2 separate regions of the Homo sapiens genome follow, and region 2 is linked to region 1. Evidence: read pairs that join two places in POLR2A ChIA-PET (ENCODE). Cell type or tissue: PC-9. All regions are shown on one strand. Region 1 overlaps DIP2B (disco interacting protein 2 homolog B). Region 2 overlaps CERS5 (ceramide synthase 5).

Evidence for each region. Peaks named below come from ENCODE experiments on the same cell type or tissue, not always from the same donor. Only the 100,000 strongest peaks of a DNase experiment are listed, where the experiment ranks them.
Region 2: POLR2A ChIA-PET joins it to region 1 with 9 read pairs; 2 of 35 experiments call an interaction of 5 or more read pairs at or near these places.

What each region holds. Positions count from the first base shown.
Region 1 is chr12:50,615,231-50,623,230 of GRCh38, forward strand. All of the region lies in intron 1 of DIP2B (disco interacting protein 2 homolog B), which reads left to right. Among named protein-coding and RNA genes, the nearest start is that of DIP2B, 110 kb to the left of the region's middle. RefSeq lists an enhancer at 5,384-5,573. In PC-9, no CTCF peak of the experiment used is centred here; DNase peaks (open chromatin) are centred at 841, 4,231 and 5,531; H3K4me3 peaks cover 386 bases; H3K27ac peaks cover 6,338 bases.
Region 2 is chr12:50,150,265-50,158,264 of GRCh38, forward strand. All of the region lies in intron 1 of CERS5 (ceramide synthase 5), which reads right to left. The region is part of intron 1 of LOC124902931 (a long non-coding RNA gene); the gene reads left to right. Among named protein-coding and RNA genes, the nearest start is that of CERS5, 13 kb to the right of the region's middle. In PC-9, no CTCF peak of the experiment used is centred here; no DNase peak of the experiment used is centred here.

The DNA of each region.
Region 1 (8,000 bases):
AAAATTACTTTTCCGCACCCCCTCCCCCGCCATTTCTTTTTTTTTCTAGAAGTTTGGCAACATTCATAATTAGATGCACGTAGCACTGTTTTGTGCATAATAGCATGGTTTATTTACATACATTTACATATATGCATTTTAACTGATCTCTGCTCATTTCTGGTTTAGATATTTGTATACTCCTCTTTGAGACATCAGTTTTCCTTCTTTTAGGCCCTTAGCATCCAAAGGCACTAACTTTGTTGGCTCTTAGTGCTGAGTCTAGTACCATGATCTGAGTCTAGCACTGTGGAGCAACTTTAGTGATACTTGATGCGTTGTATCTTATTTTTTTAAAAGAGAATTTACCAACCCAGAATTTTCTAGATAATCCTTTTAAAGATAGTTATTCTTAGGACTTAAGGGTGGGGTTGGGGCTGGGGAGTTGTCAACTAAAACAAGTTGAGTATGTGCTGTGTGCCAGGGACTTTTGCATTTATTCTCTCATTGAAGACTCATCATAAACACTCAAGGTAGGAGTTATTCCAGTTTTACCTATTAGGAAACTAAGGCACAGAGTTGTTAAGTAACTTGTCAAGAAGCAAGTAAAACAGCAAACTCAGCGTTCGAACCCAGATCTGTTTCATGCTAGAACCCGTGCTCTTTCTATTGACTGAACCATCCCCTGGATTCCTCCTGTCCCTTTGACACCTCAGGTCATTTGTAGAGCAAACTTCTTCTTTGCAGGCATGGTTTTTCTAAGTGGACAAATAAACATACCTTTTGCATTAGATGGATTAATTTAACCAGCGCCTGATGATGAGACTTACAGATCATTTTCTCAGTGTTTTACTTTGTTGCTTTTTGTTTGAACTTGCTTGGTGCCTTAGGTGAAATACCATTTGTAAGAAGTCACATATGTTTGACCTAGAAAACAGGGCTGTGCAGCCAAAGCAATTCTATGGTTTGTGTTTGAGGAGAAAGCAGTCTGTGCTTATTCTCTAGTTCTTGACATGGAAATTGTCTAGTCATTGTCCTAAATGAGGTGAGAGGATCTCTACTGAGAATGGAAATTTGAATGTCCTAGAGTTAATTTCCTTGAAAAACCGTTTGTAAGATTAGCAAAGTTGAGTTAAAACTATAGCTTTTATAGACTGCCGGTTGAAGACTTTTAGAACCACTTATTTTATTCCAAAAAAATTAGATACAATAAAAATTCTCATCTTCTTTCAACAGATTGTAGTAGTTTAACAGAGCTTTATTTCTGGCTAAACTATGAAAATGTTATGTCTTTTTACTCTTTTCATCATAGGATCAATTCTACCTCTGTGTAGAAAGAAACTACAGAGAGTTTTTAAAATAATTCAAGGTTGTAAATTCTTTGGAGTCCTGTTGGACACTTTCAGTAAGAAACAGCAAGAGAAATAGGGGAAGACAGAGGCCAGGAGCTGGTTTAATTGTTAAGGTCCTTGTTTTGTATGACTGTGAGCTTCATTTTGTATGTTTGTGAGCCTTTCTAGATCACCTCTGGAAGGAGGATATTTGAAGATGGGCAGCTGCTATATATATTGCATTGGATGGAATTATCATTATGAAGAGAACATGATAAAATATAATAATGAAATTTTTGTCTTCTAGCCAGCTTCTCCTGGATAGTATTCACATCCTCTGCCTTTTTCAGCTTTGCTTTAAGATTGCTCTCATTCACATTCTCAGCTATATTTTTATCTCTTTCTCTTTATTTGTCTACTTGTATCCCTCATGTATGAGTAGTGATAACCCTAGTCTTACTCCCCATCTCCAGCCATAGCCAACATGAACCACCTTCCTGGTCTAAAATTTACATTTAAAGGATAGAATAGGATGATTAGGTTCAGGTATAGATTTGAAGATGTTGGCCATATTCTATGTAAATGAATATTTAGTAATGATGTATAATGATCTTTTTGCTTTTTTTTTTTTTTGAGACGGAGTCTCGCTCTGTCACCTAGGCTGGAGTGCAGTGGCGCGATCTCGGCTCACTGCAAGTTCCACCTCCCGGGTTCATGCCATTCTCCTGCCTCAGTCTCCCGAGTAGCTGGGACTACAGGCGCCCGCTACTACACCTGGCTAATTTTTTGTATTTTTAGTAGAGATGGGGTTTCACCGTGTTAGCCAGGATGGTCTCAATTTCCTGACCTCATGATCCACCTGCCTAGGCCTCCCAAAGTGCTGGGATTACAGGCGTGAGCCACCGCACCCGGCCTTTTTTGCTATTTTTAAAACACCAGTTGGACACAGTTTCCACAGTTGGCTGTCTGGTTTAAAAGATGAAAGGGGTCAGGGGCAGTGGCTCATGCCTATATTCCCAGCACTTTGGGAGGCCAAGGCAGGTGGATCACTTGAGGTCAGGAGTTGGAGACCAGCCTGGCCAACATGGTGAAACCCTGTCTTTACTAAAAATACAAAAATTACCCGGCAGTGGTGGCATTTGCCCATAGTTCCAGCTACTTGGAAGGCTGAGGCAGGAGAAGCACTTGAACCCCAGAGGTGGAGGTTGCAGTGAGCCAAGATTGCACCACTATACTCCAACCTGGGCAACAGAGAGAGACTCCATCTCAAAAAAATAAAAGATGAAGGAGATTAAAAGAGACAGTTCAGCCAGGGTCCTGTTGAGGAGCAGAATTGTTAATACATTTTCGAAAGTCATCTGTATTTTGAAGTGATTCATAGTAATTGCTTATGTTGTTTGTTTATGGACAACAGGTTTAATTTTTTTAAATTGCATCTGATTTAGGGGCCACCTACAAATAACAATGGACAAAGAACAGCAAGAAAAAGGCCAGAGATTCTAGTCTAGCTTAGGCAAGACATTTAACTTTTCACATCTCAGTTTCTTGTTCTCATGAAGGTAATGCTTTTTCCGTTTATTGAAGAAGGTTTTCAGCCAAATCAAATGAATTGATGTCAGAATGTTTTGAAAAGTTAAAGAATAAAAAATTTAAAAGAATGTTAGATTGGTGGTGGTGTTATATAGTGCCATTTTTTGAAGAGTGAAGTAAATTGATGGGTCCATGAGGTGACTATCAACCCTCAACGTCAAGTGTCTGAGGATTTCGTGGTGAGGCACAAACGGCCAAGTCCTACCTCAGGTTAGGCTGCAGGAGTAGCAGCAGGGCCATCTCTGTTCATCGGTGATTGAAATTACAGCTTCTGTGTCTGTTGTTCCAAGCATGCCACTCTTTTCCAAACTCTGGGTTTGATAAACTGTGCATTCACCCTCAGTGTCTCTCTCTCCTGACGATCATCCTTCAAGACCTAACCCAAGAGCAACTTTTGTGATGTTTTCTCAATCTTTCTGAAGTAGAATTTGGAGCGTCTCTGTAAAAATGAATATATGGTGGTGTTTAAGAGCAGGGGCTCTGGAGCCATTTCTGCCTGGATTCAAATCCTGATCACAGCACTTACTAGGTGTGACTGTAGGCAAATTGCTTAAACTTCTGTGCCTCACTGTCCTCACCTATAAATTGAGAAAAATGATGATAATATCACCTGATAGGGCTGTTGTGAGGCTCTTGGAACAGAGACTGATACATAGGAGGCCCTTGATAAGTGTTATTTTACTTATATGTTCTTATCGAGTATTATAATTTTCATTACCATTCTCTCCTTGCTCCCATGGGACTTTGCAAATAATCTTGAGTGTAGCACTTGTACTTTTATTGTAATATTTGTTTAGACTGGGAACTCCTTGAAGGCAAAGATACTATTTTATTTGTCTTTGTTTAATGACCTGCATATCATCCATTCAGTGCTCAAAAATGCTTTTCTTTCCTTCCCAAAGTCCCCCCACCCTCTATCACCACCCCTGACTGCATAGCTGTGACTTTAAAGCAGGGTTGCATGGCATATGCTCTTTTATTTCCACTGGGGCAGAAAGTTTATGGCTGCAGCTGTAACCCTTGCTCTCTGTCCATTAAGACTGCTCCCGATAGAAAAAGTTATACATATGACTTGATGACCCTCCAGAATTTTTCAGATGTTGTGTTTATTTAGCCCCTAATTGCTCAAGGTACTGCACAAGGTCATAAATGAAAGTTACTTAGCATTGCCACATTTCTTGGGAGATAGGAATCCTGAACAACTACCAAACATGGCCATGCCCATACAGAGCCAGTCAGCAGCAGAGTACAACTAGCAAACCACTAAGTGACTGTATCGTTAGGAATTTATATCACCTTTCTGATAAGAGAATGAAAAGCCAGACCCAAACCAAATGTCGTCTGCTCCGTGAAGCATTCCTTTCCCTACTCAGGCCAAGATCGTGATGCTTCCTTCTGGGTTCCAGAAGGTGCTGCATTTGTGTACGTGTCTCCCATGGCGCTTAATTATAGAGTGTTAGTCATGTTTGTTTGCCTGTGCCTCTTCTCTGCGACATAATTGTCCCCACTTGGCCAGTAGGGTAGGCTTTTAGTAATGTTTGTTGATGTTATTTTCCATAGCCCAGACCCTATATTTTAAATCACAATGAAAACTTTGCAAGGGAGAGACTGTTCCCCATTTCACAGATGTAGAAACTGAGGCTCTGCTGAGCGCATTGGTTCACACCTGTAATCCCAACACTTTGGGAGGCCAAGGCAGGAGGATTGCTTGAGCCCAGGAGTTTGAGACCAGCCTGGGCAATAGTGAGACCCTTGTCTCTATAAAAAAAACTTTTTAAAAATTAGCTGGGTGTGATAGCACACCCATCTGGTCCCAGATACTCAGGAGGCTGAGGCAGGAGGGTCACTTGAGCCCACAAGTGAGCCATGATCATGCCACTGCACTCCGGCCTGGGTGACAGAGTGAGACCCTGTCTTAGAAAAAGAAAGAAACAGATTTATCAAGAAATAAAACTTGTCTAGAGTCCTTTTGCCTCAGATGTGGTTCTGTCTAGCTCAGACCCTTGAGCTCTTCACCACAGCAGTGTCACCCACCTGACTGGTGTAAATACACACTAACTGCTCACTACTTATGCGACTGTTCTCCCTACCACCTTGTGGCTTTTAGGAGGCTTGGGTGGCTGGCAGGCTCACGCACGCCTCCTCACAGCCCTCTCTCAATCAACTTGAAGATGATTTGTGGGCCACTTGTGCCAAGCTGTTTTCATTGATCCCAGGTGGTGAGGAAAGAAGTTGGAAACATAAGTCCTTTATACTCAGCCTCACACATGTGTCTTTCTGTATGTCTGCTGCTGGCTGCTGAAGACTGTGGTAATTCTGATGCAGCTGGACAGTCTCACAGCGTGTGGGTCGCAGACTCGCCACGACCATTCTCTTGTTGGTTTAGGTCAGTGTCTTCATACAAGGCTCTATGCCTGCCTCCACTCCTGCCAAGCGCTGCAGGCACCTGGACAAAAGACGTTACTCTAGTGGGAGGGGAAGGCTAATCCTCCCTGTATTTATTTCTCAAAAAAACTTGAACAACAGGTTTACCTTATATGCCATTTTAATGCAAATTTTATATAGGTATCATTATGATTCTCCTTTTTGTTCTATATGCCAGATGGCAAAAAGTCTGTTCTGAGTAAGAAAGCCTGTGGTGTGACTCAGTGTCTGAGCTCCAGAGGTTCTGTGCTCTCCCTTGTGGCTGGATAGCCCAGCCAGCATTCTTCCCCCTCCTCCCAATCAGTTCCCTCCTCACATTCAGTCTGCAGAACCATCCAGCATACACCAGACAGGATTCCTCACTGCAGCAATTTCCAAACTTGCCTGGCTTTAGGACTCATTGGAAGATGCTTGTTAGAAGTAGAGATTTCTGGATCTTAATCCAGACTTAGTGCATCAGAGTCTCCATGGGAGGGGTCTGGGAATTCGTATTTTTGCAAGTTCCTTGGGAGAATCTTAAAAATTGGACAAGGTTGAAAAACATTGCTTTAGTGCAGCAAAATCTGTGTAAGTACAGGTGGTGAGGATGATTTAAGAGCACAGACTATAAGTGGTGGCAACCACAGAAATGTGAAATAACAGATTCTCACTGATTTCTTTCTGTCTGGTCTTGCCCTCTAGCTAAGGGATGTATCTATATCTGGCTTGGAGTTCTTAGCTTTTAGTGCCTTGTGATTTATATATTATTCCTCTCTTCAGGCAGTCCAAGCATTGCTTTTTTGTTCACCTTTAAGATCTAGCTGTCAAGTTTCGGTAAACTTCTGGTCCACTAAATTCCATTCCCTGAGCCTTTCAGCTCTTGCTAAAGAACTCTTTTTCTCCCATTTCTAGTTTTCCACCAAGTACACATGTCTGTTTGATTTATTATTCTCTCACTGCCTCCATTTTATTAATTCATTCAGTCACTTGTTCAACAAGCGTCTATTGTGCCAGGCTGTGGGTGGGCTACAGTGATAAACAAGACACAATCCCTGCCCTCAAGTGCACAGTCTAGTAGGGAGACATGGGGTGTAAACACATAATTAAAATACCAGTGGGTGCTAAGTGCTATCACAGATATGTATGCAGATTTGTAGGCGCACTAGGAGGAAGTAGTGGAAGGCATCACAGAGGGGTGACTTTTGAGCACAGGGTCTTGTAGTCAGAAAACGGGGAGGGGGAGCATTTTAAAGATACTGTAGGCCTAGCATTGTAGTCCTCGCATTCTCACTGCAGCTCAGCTTCTTCCAGGTCTCCTTAATTTCTTTGCTCGTTTGTGGATCTGATGGAGCTAATTGGCATGGCTGAACTAGACTGTCTTGATTGACCTCTTTCAAAACCTGAGGTGGTTAGTAGTTGATTAATATCCAGGATGCCAAATCTAACAGATTGTCCCACGATCATTTACTGACATTGCCTGACTGAGACTTAAGCACTGAAGAAAGCTTTTTAAAGGCCTTTCACTTTGTCACTCTGCCAGATGTGTTCTGAGCCATCAGAAGTGGCCTTTGTGCCAGGGTAGGGGGTGGAGGTAGGAGATCTTGTGAGTGGCGAATGGAACAGAAGAATGCTTTGGTATTTCTTTTACAATAAAAGACATGGTTTCCTGTTTCTAATGACGGTTTACTTGGTAGGCTTCTGTACCCCTGTTAGCTGTATTTACTGTTTGAAATTCCCTGAAGTCTTGAGTTGGCTGCTTTGAAAAGGTTTAATTAATTATTTTTTAACAAAAATTCAGTTTCTGTATTTTACTAGGGAAACAGATGAAGGACCATTGTGATTAAATTTGTATAGTGTAGTAAGTAGTCATGATTGAAGTTTTAAAATATTTATTGTTTCTTGAAATAATGTTCATTGCAGAAAAATTAGAAAATAAGAGCAAGAAGGAAAAGAAACTATAAAACCACTTCATAATCTTGCAAGCCATAACTAACCACTGTTAATATTTTGGTGGGTAAACATGCACACTTTTCCAGTGCATACACAGAAAAAAATTTTACATGTGTGCAAACACATTATTCCTTTTTTTTTTGAGATGGAGTTTCACTCTTGTTGCCCAGGCTGGAGTACAGCGGTGTGATCTCAGCTCACCGCAGTAACCTCTGCCTCCTGTGTTCAAGCGATTCTCCTGCCTCAGTCTCCTGAGTAGCTGAGACTACAGGCACGCGCCACCACTCTCAGCTAATTTTTGTATTTTTAGCAGAGACAGGGTTTCACCATGCTGGCCAGGCTGGTCTCGAACTCCTGACCTTAGGTGATCTGCGTGCCTCGGCCTCCCAAAGTGCTGGGATTACAGGCGTGAGCCACCTTGCCCAGCTATTTTTTTTTTTTTTTACCCCATCTAATGACCTATCAAAAATATCATTCTTAAAATTGAATATACTGTGTAAACCACCTTGTTAGCAAATATACACCTATGGACCGTTCGTTCTTAGAAAGATGTGTACTTTTGAATTAATATAAATCAGGCTTAGTTTTTAAAAATCAAACTCTACTAAAGTATATAAAACAGGCCAGGTGTGGCTCACACCTGTAATTCTAGCACTTTGGGAGACCGAGACGAGAGGATTGCTTGAGCCCAGGAGTTCAAGACCAGCCCGGGCAACAAAGCGAGATTCTGTCTTGAGAAAAAATTTA
Region 2 (8,000 bases), 460 kb before region 1:
GCAGGAGGACTGCTTGAGCCCAGGAGGTGGAGGCTGCAGTGAGCCCTGATTGTGCCACTACACTCCAGCCTGGGTGACAGAGTGAGACGCCATCTCCAAAACATAAAATAATGAAATAAAAAAAAGTTTGGGAGTGAAAGATGAGTTGAGTTTTGTGTATGCTGAATCTGAAGTACCCATGGGACACTGAAATGGAACTGTCTAGCATGCAAATACACTTGGAAAAGGGGCTTGGGTATGATATATATATAGAGAGAAAGAACAGAATATACGAATACAAATGAATGAGAATGTAAGTGATAGCTAAATTTGTGGGGGTGGCTGTGATTACATATGAAAGGAATATAAACTTAAAAGAGAACTGAGGTCAGAACGCTGGACAACATCAGCATAAAAGGTGAATTTAGGGGACAGGAAGGTCAGAGGTGGAGTTGTATCAAATAAGGGAAAGACCAAGACAAGGACTTCAGTATCTACTACATTTGGCAATTTTTGGAGATCTGTAGTAACCTTCACCAAAGAAATTCCAGTAAAATAAAGACTCTAAAACACAGCAGTGAGTTAAAGCAGTTAAAGATATAGGAGGAAAGAAGTAGAAATAGCCAAACCCTCAAGCATTTAGGCTAAGAAGAAAATGGAATGTCCTCAACTTTGGCATCAGAATCACTCAATCTAAACTAATCACATCTAAAACCAATCTCCCTGTGCTTTAGACCCACTCTTTACTGATCAGAAATTTCATTCTACTTATCCCTCCTTCCTTCTATTATCTTCAGCCTCACTCTCAACTTTGTTCTTCTCATCAGATCTTAAACATGCTCAAGTTTTTCACATCTTAAAACAGCCCTCCCGGTCCCTAGCACCCTCTGGCCTTCCCCAAACTCACAACTAAACTCCCACACATTCCTCAACTCTCCTTTCTCTCCCCTCTGGCTTCTGTCCCTACACTCCACTGAAGCTGTTCTTGCCAAAGTTGTCAATGATCTCCATATTGTGAAAACAAATGGATGCTTTTCAGTCCTTTATCTTACTTGACCTTTCAGCAGCATTTTATTAGGTTGGTGCAAAAGTAATTCCCATTACTTTTAATGGCAAAAACCACAATTACTTTTGCACCAACCAAATACATTAATGACTAATCTCCTTCTTGAAATGCCCTTTTCTCTTCCTTACTGCCACTCTTCCTAGTCTTCTCCCTCTACCTCTTTGGCAGTGGAACTAGACTGCCTGGTAAGCACTGCTAGTTGAGTCACCTTGGACAAGTTCCTCTGTGCTTCAGTTCTCTCATCTGTAAAATGAGGATAACAGTAATGCCTACCTACCTCATAAACTTACTAAAGAGGATTCAAGCTTAGCACTTAGAACAATGCCTAGGACAAAGTAAACACTTATTAAACACCCACTTTGAGATGGAGTCTCCCTCTGTCACCTGGGCTGGAGTGCAATGGCACAATCTTGGCTCACTGCAACCTCCACCTCCCAGGTTCGATTCTGCCTCAGCCTCCCGAGTAGCTGGGATTACAAGTGCCCACCACCACACCTGGCTAACTTTTGTATTTTTAGTAGACACGGGTTTCACCATGCTGGCCAGGCTGGTCCCGAACTCCTGGCCTCTAGTGGATTCACCCACCTCGGCCTCCCAAAGTGTTGGGATTACAGGCGTGAGTCGCCGTGCGCGGCCTATACCAACTACTAATATTATCAAATAACGTATGGCTGTCATTCCTCTATCTCCTTTGCAGTTTATTTTTCCTCTGCCTTTTCCTGAAACATGGTGTTTCCTCAGGGTTCACTTAGAGGTTCTTTTCGTACTCTACACGCTCACCCTCAGTAACCTCATTCAGTTATGGTAGAGGGTCTCAAGGTATGGACTGCAGATCCCTGAGGGTTCCTGAGGCACTCTCAGGGGCTCTACAAACTAAACTATTTTCATAACAATATTATTATTTGCCTTTTTCACTGTGTTGACATTTGCAGTGATTGTGCAAATCAATGGTAGGTAAAACATTATGGTACTTTAGACCAAATCAAGGTAGTGACACCAAACCATACTAGTAGTTACTATACTGTAGAGCTAGGTCTTCTCAATTTTTAAAACATGCCAGTTTTGCTTAAGAATGTCCTTGATGAAGCACTACAAATTATTACTTTTATTAAATCTTGACCCTTGAATATATTTTTTAAAAGTATTCTGTGATTGGGCACAGTGGCTTATGCCTGTAATCCCAGCACTTTAGGAGGCTGAGGCAAGCGGATCACTTGAGGTCAGGAGTTCGAGACCACCCTGGCCAACATGGTGAAACCCAGTCTCCACTTATTCTGTGATAAAATGGATGTACCCAAAAAGCACTTCTGATGCATACCAAAGTATATGGCTCCCAAGGAAAACCATTTGTATGACTACTGCAAGCTGAATAAACTAAGTCGCTTTTTCCATAGAATACCACTTTTACCTGAAAGGACTGACAGACTAACGTTAGTCAGCTCTGAGTATTTAGCAAAAACTTTCTCAAAAATAAATGAGGCCAGACGCAGTGGCTCATGCCTGTAATCCCAGCACTTTGGGAGGCGGAGGCGGGCGGATCACCTGAGGTCAGGAGTTTGAGACCAGCCTGGCCAACACAGTAAAACCCCATCTCTACTAAAAATATAAATATTAGCCAGGCGTGGTGGCGGCCGCCTGTAATCCCAGCTACTCGGGAGGCTGAGGCAGGAGAATTGCTTGAACCCAGAAGGCAGAGGTTGTAGTGAGCTGAGATCCTGCCACTGCACTCCAGCCTGGGCGACAGAGCAAGACTTTGTCTCAAAATAATAATAATAATAGTAATAACTATAATAAGTGAGCCCGTCATTTCAAGAAAAGCATTGTTGCCAATGATAAAATTCAAGCTTTCAAGTGAAACTTAGAATGTTTAGAAAACTTTTACCTGCCTTTCAGCCTGACAACTTCTCAATACTTAAGACTTTTCTGATGAGATTGGTTATAATGAGATAAACTAATATGATTTTTTTTTTTTTTTTTTTTTTTTTTTCTGAGACGGAGTCTCACTCTGTTGCCAGGCTGGAGTCCCGTGGCATGATCTTGGCTCACTGCAACCTCTGCCTCCTGGGTTCAAGCGATTCTCCTGCCTCAGCCTCCCGAGTAGCTGGGACTAGAGGCATGCACCACCACGTCCAGCTAATTTTTGTATTTTTAGTAGAGACGGGGTTTCACCATGTTGGCCAGGATGCTCTCAATCTCTTGACCTTGTGATGCGCCCACCTCGGCCTCCCAAAGTGCTGGGATTACAGGCAAGATTTTAAAATATTGTATAATGTCACATATTGACATGTGGGACATTTGCATAACTGAATGAACCAGTATTTTCCAAATGATGGATACATGATGTCCATTCAAACTGTAATATAGGCCAGGCATGGTGGCTCACGCCTATAATCCCAGCACTTTGGGAGGCTGAGGCAGGCGGATCACCTGAGGTCAGGAGTTTGAGACCAGCCTGGCCAATATGGTGAAACCCCATCTCCACTAAAAATACAAAATTAACTGGGCGTGATGGCGCATACCCATAATCCCAGCTACTTGGAAGGCTGAGGCAGGAGAATCATTTGAACCTGGGAGGCAGAGGTTGCAGTGAGCTGTGACTGCACCATTGGACTCCAGCCTGGGCGACAAGAGCAAAACACCACCTCAAAACAACAACAACAAAACACAATGAACATAGAACAATGGATTTTAACATAATAAAATGAAAAGCTCATTAATATGGCTTCAGATTCTACCTAGGAATCAACGTTTAAGAAACTGCTACTTGTGGCTGGGCGTGGCACGCCTGTAATCCCAGCACTTTGGGAGGCCGAGGCAGGCAGATCACGAGGTCAAGAGATCTAGACCATCCTGGCCAACATGGTGAAACCCCATCTCTACTAAAAATGCAAAACTTAGCTGGGTGCGGTGGCACATGCCTGTAATCCTAGCTACTCGGGAGGCTGAGGCAGGAGAATCGCTTGAACCAGGGAGTCGAAGGTTGCAGTGAGATCGCGCCACTACACTCCAGCCTGGGAACAGAGCAAGACTCCGTCTCAAAACAAGACAAAACAAAACAAAAAACTGCTACTTGTGTTTTGGTGTAGTATCAAAGATAAATATCAAATTATTTGAAAGGGCTATTAAAATACTTCCTGCTTTTCAATGACAAAGCTGTGTGAGGCCATCTTTTCTTCATATACTTCAATCAAAACAATGTATCACAAGAGATTGAATGCAGAAGCTGCTAGGATAATCCAGCTGTCTTCTATTAAGCCAGATATTAAAGAGATTTGCAAAAATGTAAAATCAATGCTGTTCTTCTATTTTTTCTTTTGGAAAATAATATTTTTCAAAAAGCTTATTTATGTTAACATGTAAATCAATTTATTATTATTTTTTGTCTATTTTCTCCCTTTTTGTGGAGAACGAGGTCTTGCTATGTTACCCACACAGGTCTTGAGCTCCTGAGCTCAAGCTATCCTCCTGTCTCTGCCTCCCTAAGTGCTGGGATTACAAGTGTGAACCCCTGCACCTGGCCTGTTGTTATTTTTAATGAATTAATAAGCATTTCTTAAATTTCTTTTTGAGACAGAGTTTCGCTCCGTCACCCAGGCTGGAGTGCAGTGGCGCTATCTTGGCTCACTGCAACCTCTGCTCTCAGGTTCAAGTGATTCTCCTGCCTCAGCTGCCCAAGTAGCTGGGACTATAGGCGTGCACCACCATGCCTGGTTAATTTTTGCATTTTTAGTAGAGACGGGGTTTCACCGTGTTGGCCAGGCTGGTCTTGAACTCCTGACCTCAGGTGATCCACCCACCTAGGCCTCCCAAAGTGCTGGGATTATAGGGGTGAGCCATCGTGCCCGGTCAGCATTTCTTAAATTTCTCAATTTTAATTTAAAATATGGTAAAGTTGATGGGTATATGTAACCCACATAAACAAAAGCTCCTTGGAGTCCTCAGTAATTTTTAAAAGTGAAAAACAATCCCTGAGAACAAAAAGTTACAATGTATTCTTCTGAGTAAATTCTTAAAAGAAGAGGATTCCTTGTATACAAGGTATTGCACTTTTCAAGATACCTATACCACCAAACCCAACATTTCTTGCATGGTCTGTGCTCAAGTGATCTTTGCAGCTTCCTTTGAGGGCCATTAAAAAAAAAAATTGCCAGGCACGGTGACTCAGGCCTGTAATCCCAGCACTTTGGGAGGCTGAGGCAGGTGGATCACGAGGTCAAGAGATCGAGACCATCCTGGCTAACAGGGTGAAACCCCATTTCTACTAAAAATACAAAAAAATTAGCCAGGCGTGGTGGCAGGCGCCTGTAGTCACAGCTACTCGGGAGGCTGAGGCAGGAGAATGGCGTGAACCCGGGAGGCAGAGCTTGCAGTGAGCCGAGATTGCGCCACTGCACTCCAGCCTGGGCGACAGAGCGAGACTCCATCTCAAAAAAAAAAAAAAAAAAAAAAAAAAGGCCCAGCCTGGGTAACATGATGAAATCTTGTCTCTACAAAAAATATAACAATTAGTGGCCGGGCATGGTGGCTCACGCCTGTAATCCCCAGCACTTTGGGAGGCCAAGGCGGGTGGATCACCTGTGGTCAGGAGTTTGAGACCAGCCTGACCAATATGGTGAAACCCCGTCTCTACTAAAAATACAAAAATTAGCTGGGTGTGGTGGCACACCTGCAGTCCCAGCTACTCGGAGGCTGAGGCAGGAGAACTGCTTAAACCTGGGAAGCAGAGGTTGCAGTGAGCTGAGATCGCGCCACTGCACTCCAGCCTGGGCGACAGAGCGACATTCTGTCTCAAAAAAAAAAAAAAAAAAAAGGCCGGCCGTGGTGGCTCACGCCTGTAATCCCAGCACTTTGGGAGGCTGAGGCGGGTGGATCACAAGGTCAGGAGATCGAGACCATCCTGACTAACACGGTAAAACCCCGTCTCTACTAAAAATACAAAAAAAAATTAGCCGGGTGTGGCAGCGTGCGCCTGTAGTCCCAGCTGCTGGGGAGGCCAAGGCAGGAGAATGGCGTGAACCTGGGAGGCAGAGCTTGCAGTGAGCCAACATCACGCCACTGCACTCCAGCCTGGGTGACAGAGCAAGACTCTGTCTCAAAACAAACAAACAAACTATATATATATATATATAAAACAATTAGTAGCCAGGTGTGGTGGCATGCACCTCTGGTCCCAGCTACTGGGAGGCTGAGGTGGGAGGATTGTTTGAGCCAAGAGGTGGAGGCTGTAGTGAGTCATGATCATGCCATTGCATTCCAGCGTGGCTGACAGAGTGAAGCTTAATACATACTTAAAAAATTTATCAGTATTAGTTTTTAATAGAGAAAATATTGATAGATATAACTCATATAAACAAAAGCTATTTGGGGTCTTCAATAATTTTTTAAAATATAAAGGAGTCCTGAGCAAAAGATTTGAGAACCCACTGCTGTACAGCATAGGAATCTCAGGAGTCAAAAAGGAAATTATGTAGCTGGGCCTGTAGTTCCAGCTACCATGGAGGCTGAGGCAGGTGGACTGATTGAGGCCAGGAGGTCAAGGCTGTAGTGACATCAGCCCTGTGAATGGCCACTGAATTCCAGCCTGGGTAATTGTGATGGTTAATACTGAGTATCAACTTAATTGGATTGAAGAATGCAAAACACTCATCCTGCACATGTCTGTGAGGGTGTTGCCAAAGGAGATTAACATTTGAGTCAGTGGGCTGGGAAAGGCAGAGCCACCCTTAATCTGGGTGGGCACCATCTAATCAGCTGCCAGCATGGCAAGAGGCAGAAAAACGTGAAAAGACTAGACTGGCCTAGCCTCCCAGCCTACATCTTTCTCTTGTGCTGGACTCTTCCTCCCCTCAAACATCGGACTCCAAGCTCTTCAGTTTTGGGACTTGGACTGGCTTTCCTTGCTCCTCAGTGTGCAGACGGCCTATTGTGGGACCTTGTGATAGTGTGAGTTAATACTTAATAAACTACCCTTCATATATATATCCATCCTATTAGTTCTGTCCCTCTAGAGAACCCTGACTGATACAGTAATATAGCAAGATTCCGTCTCTTAGGAAGGAAAATTAGAAAAAAAAACAGTAATTACTGTACTAGAGTCGCAACATCTCAAGCAGAAGTAGGTTTCAGAGTGATTCATTCAATAAACACTTACTGAATAGCTAATATGAATGTACAAAGCACTGCATTAGATACCTACAGTTTCATGGGGGAGACAAGTCCATAAACAGAGCCCAATCTGAAGGTCATTCCCCAAAAATAAGGCAGTTCATTCAAGATCTCTGAAATGGTTCTCTTCAAATTCCAGCTGTGACCTGACAAACATTTCTGACATTATTCACTTTACCTAGATCCTTGACTTCATTAAAGGCATACAACGGAGAATATTAGATGAGGAAAAAAGAAATTGTCCAAAAAAAAAGAGATCAAACCTGAAACAATAATTGACACTATCTAGACAGAAGCAAAATAATCTACTGTAGGCCAGGCATGGTGATTCATGCCAGTAATCTCAGCACTTTGGAAGGCCGAGGTGGAAGCATCACTTGAGCTCAGGAGTTCAAGACCAGCCATGGCAAAACCTCATCCCTACAAAAAATACAAAAATTAGCCAGGCACAGTGGCACATGCCTGTAGTCCCAGCTTCTTGGGAGGCTGAGGTGGCAAGATGGCTTGAGCCAGGGAGGTGGAAGTTGCAGTGATACCAGATTGTGCCACTGCACTCCAACTTAGGTGACAGAGTGAGACCATGACCAAAAAAAAAAAAAAAAAAAAAAAATCTGTAATAGATGTTTTTCTCAAGGAATGCATGTAGATTGTATATTTTTGTAAATCCAATCATTCTAATGTACTAGAAGAATTCTACTGAGAGGACACTAAAGTGAATTCAGGCCAAAGTGGTAGGATAAACCCACTTGTTCCTTTCATTAAACATATTTACCTTTTTTCAATGGATAAT